Linked DNA regions of Homo sapiens: region 1 is linked to region 2. Evidence: chromatin contacts called from ENCODE Hi-C data. All regions are on one chromosome and are shown on one strand. The core of a region is the stretch at or near the end of the contact, and the rest is flanking DNA. Distances in the headings are between cores, read along the strand shown.

The links. Hi-C counts contacts between places; a loop is a spot of excess contacts on that map.
Region 1: a map of endothelial cell of umbilical vein shows a loop between it and region 2 (2.7-fold over the local background). The contact joins two enhancer-like sites. A Hi-C loop is called at or near these places in 1 of 168 maps with a recorded cell type or tissue (endothelial cell of umbilical vein).

The regions. Positions count from the first base shown.
Region 1 is chr6:21,614,815-21,617,514 of GRCh38, reverse strand. No RefSeq gene overlaps it. Among named protein-coding and RNA genes, the nearest start is that of SOX4, 22 kb to the right of the region's middle. Within about 2 kb of position 1,319, at least 2 of the 41 ENCODE cell types and tissues checked have a DNase peak (open chromatin) inside an H3K27ac peak, as active enhancers do; they include endothelial cell of umbilical vein, where a contact is called at or near this core.
Region 2 is chr6:21,768,309-21,771,008 of GRCh38, reverse strand. All of the region lies in intron 2 of CASC15 (cancer susceptibility 15), which reads right to left. Among named protein-coding and RNA genes, the nearest start is that of CASC15, 100 kb to the right of the region's middle. RefSeq lists enhancers at 1-423, 947-1,560. Within about 2 kb of position 1,293, at least 7 of the 41 ENCODE cell types and tissues checked have a DNase peak (open chromatin) inside an H3K27ac peak, as active enhancers do; they include endothelial cell of umbilical vein, where a contact is called at or near this core.

The DNA.
Region 1 (2,700 bases), core at 70-2,569, 150 kb after region 2:
ATGTATGAACAACATTTATAACTAACTGCTTTCTAAAATTAACTTTAAAACATATGCTGTACTTTAAATTTTTGTCTAATGCCTATGGAAAAGATGGTAAACTGTGGAACTACGTTCACTTTTTTTTTTTTTTTTTTTTTTTTTTTTTTAACACAGGGTCCTGCTCTGTTGCCCTGGCCGGAGTTCAGTGGTGTGATTTCAGCTCACTGCAACCTCCACCTCCTGGGCTTAAGTGATCCTCCTGCCTTAGCTGAGACCACAGGCATCAGCCACCAAGCCCAGCTAATTTTTTTTTTTTTTTTTGTAGAGATGGGGTTTCACCATGTTGCCCAGGATGGTTTCAAATTCCTGGGCTCAAGCGATCCACCTGCTTTGGCCTCCCAAAGCAAGCGTGGCGTGAGCCACAGCACCTGGCCTCACTTCTATTTCTTATCAGCTATTACTTTGGCCAAATTACTTAACAAACTCTCTGTTATTTATTTTCTTACCTATAAAATGGGGATAAATAATAACTATCTCATAGGGTTGAAATTAAATGAAATAATATACATATATATATATATATATAAAGGACAAGTATATAATAAATGCTTAATAAATGTTGCTATTGATGCCATTAGTGGTGGTAAATGGTGGTGATAAAGTTTAGTAGTAATTTCACTGGGCTCAGAGTAAGCCACTCAATAAAATCCTGCATGAAAATTGTTTTCTCTGTCTCTACCAGGTAACAAATTACTTTCAAGAAACAGACCAGGCTGGTCATGGTGGCTCATGTCTGTAATCCCAGCACTTTGGGAGGCCAAGGTGGGCAGATCACTTGAGGTCAGGAGTTTGGGACCAGCCTTGCCAACATGGTGAAACCCCGTCTCTACTAAAAGTACAAAAATTAGCTGGGCGTGGTGGCAGGCGCCTGTAATCCCAGCTACCAGGGAGGCTAAGAAAGAAGAATTGCTTGAACCCAGGAGGCAGAGGTTGCAGTGAGCCATGATCTCCAGCCTGCACTCCAGCCTGGGCAACAGGGCAAGACTCCATCTCAAAAAAAAACAAAACAACAAAACAAAACACAAACAAACAAACAAAAAACCAGACCACTGGACTAAAAATGACTTCGTCAACATGAATTTGTTTTCCCCACATAAGAAGTTTGGTGGTGCTGTTCTTGAATTGGTTCCATAGTTCATCATGTCAGGGCCCTGGGTCAGCCTTCCCAGGGTTCTCTGGGCATTTGCTCCTGGCCACAGGACAGCCACGTAGCTGCTCCAAACATCACACCCTGTGCACGCTAAGCAGGAAGGAAACAGGAATAGGCACTCATCAGTGGCCTCTCACCCATTATCAGGCAGGAAAATCGCTCTGAGACATCTCCCTCCCCTCCCCGGCAGACTTGCCCTTAGGTCAACTTCTCGGACACAGGGTGCTCCTGGCAGAAAAGGAGTCTGGGAATTGAGCATCTGCAATTTTCAGCCACAACAGAGGGGAGGCAGATCTGCCAGCCAGGAAAAAAGGTGAACCAAGGCTTGCCACCTTATTTTAACTTTATTTTTCCTTTTCATTACGAACCAGATATATTGTTTTCAAAGGTTCATTTCAGAGACCTAGCCCAAAATATAATGTGCCACCTCAATCTCTATACAAATGTTCATTGTCAGAGGTAAATAAGTAAATAACCCTTCCTCCCTCCTGAATGCAGCAGAGCAGGTAATTGTCAAGCCATTTAGACATTTTTAAAAACCCTAAAAACAAAATTGGGAAGCCGTGAGCCAGATGGTCTCCCATGATTGTTGCTGACTCGATGACTCACTCTTTTGTCCCTTGTGTTTCAGAATTTCTTTTTCAGAAATTCCCCTGATCTCATCTCTCTGTTTTCTTCCTCTTCCATTAGATGGATCAAATGTCTTCCAAAATATCACCTTCCTCTTCTAGCAATACAACAGCAGGGAAACGGTGGCAGAAACAGTACAACATGAGGGCTTGAGTGTGCTCTGTGTGTGTGTGTGTGTGTGTGTGTGTGTGTGTGTGTAGGGAATGTGGACAGAGAAAAACTAGATTTACCTTTTAACCTCACCCTGTTACCTTCCAAACATACAAAATACTTCAATACCTTCCTGGTAATCACGAGGCTCAGCTCACTCTCCACTCTTCCCCACACCTCCCATCCCTGGCCCAGTGAATTCCCTGCTCCCCACCTGCCAAAAAAGAAAAGGGTAGGGGGCTAAGAAGATCTCCAGCCTCTGAAAAAGGAAAGCAGAAATCGCCAGGGCTGGAAGCTCCCTCTCTACGGCACAGCAGACAGCGGAGTGACAGCAAAACCCTCTTCTGCTTCCTGCCTTTCAAAGGAAGCACACTGAGGCACTCACCTAACCAGCTGTCCTGCATCTTGTTCCAGGAAGATAATAAGGATTCCCAAACACAGCACATGCCTCACCCAAAGCCAGTGTGGGCCAGCAAAATGGAGATGCGTTGGAGAGACTCAGTGTGGATGCCCCGTTGGAGAAACAGGATCAAAATCATTGTATACCAACTAAAACCACTATCAAATACAATTCAGATGGGATCAATGATGGGTCCCATGAGCATCAGATAGGGATGCTGAAGCTTAGCAGCCACATAAGAGAAAAAGTCCACTTTGTGGAGGGCGAAGCTCTGAGACAGCAGCAGTGTGACCACCTCTGGGAAGACAGGGTGACTTTAGGAAGGTTT
Region 2 (2,700 bases), core at 44-2,543:
ACCCAAAAGTGAACACATTCTGCACAGATCATCTTAAATCCAATTTATTTCAGCAAACTTCCCCCCAAAACTAAAGCCAACACTCATTTTTCCTCTTCCTGACTACAAAGCGCATATCTGCTTGAACTGATGACATTTGATTGTGTGTGTGTGTGTGTGTGTGTGTGTGTATATATATATATATATATATATATATATATATAATTTTTTTTTTTTTTTGAGACAGAGTCTCGCTCTGTCGCCCAGGCTGTAGTGCAGTGGTGTGATCCTGGCTCACTGCAAGCTCCGCCTCCCGGGTTCACGCCATTCTCCTGCTTCAGCCTCCTGAGTAGCTGGGACTACAGGCACCCACCACCACGCCTGGCTAATTTTTTTTTGTATTTTTAGTAGAGACTGGGTTTCACCGTGTTAGCCAGGATGGTCTCGATCTCCTGACCTCCTGATCTGCCCGTCTCGGCCTCCCAAAGTGCTGGGATTATAGGCGTGAGCCACCGCGCCCAGCCCTCGATGATACATATTTTAAGATTTTCTGAAGTAGGTATCTTAATTAATGTGTGTCAGACTCACTTTTCCCAAAAATGACTACAACTTCATTAGGAGCCATGTTTCTTTGCAATTATCATTATGCCTAAAAGAACACAGTGCAGGTTGGGCACATGGTAAAGCCTCACCAAAACATCTGCAGAACTGAATTATGCAGCCTCTCTACAGGAAAGCCATGGCTTAGAGGCCACAGTCTAGTTTAAAAGATATAAACCTCACCTGAAGAGGAAGTTTATTGCTCTGTCTGTTTATTCACACAGAGTCTAAACAATGACACAGACTTTCAGACTGGAAAACTTAGTACAAATAAATGCTTCCAGACAGGTCTGGATTGGGAAGGAGGGCCATGGAATTCCTTCTCCTATCTGGGTTATTGAGCCCAGACAGTCATCACTCAAGTTATAAACACTACTAAATGATGTTGCATAGTTTTATTTAAAGCTATATTTGATTTCAGATTAGACTTTAACATTTAATAAATTTCCCATCAGTATATGGGAAGAGTGGAGACTATTTTGATTTAAGCGTTATTTCAAATATGAAACTCAAGCTGTGTTAGTTAAAAAGGGCTCTAGTTATAATTCAGTCTCACAGTAAGGTCAGGACTCTTGGATTCCCCTAATCCTTCTCCTCTAGGGCTGAAATGCCTGGGAATTCAGTGAATTTACATATTCTTTCCTGACCACAAAGCTGTCACAGGGCCCTAGCCAAACTCTCTCACTCCTCCAGATTCAAGCTGACTTATCTCTGTAACACTCAGCTCAGAATTCAGCTGGGAGAGAGTCTGCTTTAAGGGAGCAACTCTACCACTGAAAAAGCAGTGGCACCCTCCTTTCCAGGAGGTGAGATCTTACTCATTTTCCTCCTCTCCCACATCTCTTGGCGCAAGCCAGTAAATGTGAAGCTCTAATAGATTAATGAAAAGTCGGCACTGATCCCTCTGGACTCCATCCATTTTTAAGTGAGCTATGAGAACTTGGACACATTACAGATCCTGGAAGAATGAAATATGAGGAGAGAAAAGGAAGTTTGACACATGCAGAGAAACTGATCTCTGGGGCTAGGGAGAAGCTAAGAGAGAGGAAATTTTGGGACAGAAGGCATAATACAAACTTAATTCACGGATCATACACTACTGAAGAATAAAGACTGACTTCCCCATTAAAGTTTGAAAGTTGAGCAGCTAATACGAACTTGGGATTTCATGCAAAAACAATCATGCAGCTATTGACAGGCTAAATAAGGAGTTCAGTGCTACCTTAATTCATCTGACATTCACTCTACCTGCCCTGTCTATGCGAGGTAGTTAAAGAGGGAAAAGCAATTTTACATGGAAAATAAAAGATAAGGTTAAAAAAAAATAACAATTCCACTACAAAACAGACTAAGTTTGTCCTTCTTACCTTTATGAATCGCAAGCAGAAAAAAGTGGTAATTCTGGAGTGACCCTAGGACAAGGACAGAGATCACCTGGGGCAAATTTTCGAAGCAGATCTTCAGGGAAAAAATAAATCCCAACTCTAATTCTATCCCTGAAACTGGCATTTCCATGCAAATCTATTCTGTTCATTAAAAGCCAATATTATTCTGAAGTGCCACAAATCCATGAGTTTGGCCAGTACTGAGGAATCTATTAATTTTAATTCTACAGTAATTCCTTTAAAAGTCTGAAAGGTTGGTGGTATAAGGAAGAAAAACTAATTTAACCCACATTTATATAGCAACAAATAACTGGTAAACAAAAATCTCCATTCTAGTGTACATTAATATCCATTTTTTAAAAAATCAAATAAGACCATTTGAAAAAAGGAAAATTATGTTAGATTAACATCTGATTCTGTGCTGGGCACTTAGTAGGTGTTCAATAAATTATGATTGAATAAAAAACCCATTTCTTTAAAACACCAGAACTTACTAAGTAAAAACAGTGTATTAAAGATTACCTTCTCATGGGTAAGGAATGCAGGAAAGAAAAATGAAAATGCTATTACTGCTTAAATCTCCCACAAGAGCATGACCAAAGGAAATGAAAGTCTAAAACAAGTACTAAAAACATTTCATGAGTCACAATATTTATGCTACAACTCTTTCAAATTAACCAATTCTGTAATCATCCCTGAGAAATGAATATGGCTTAGAAAGATAAAAGAACGTTGT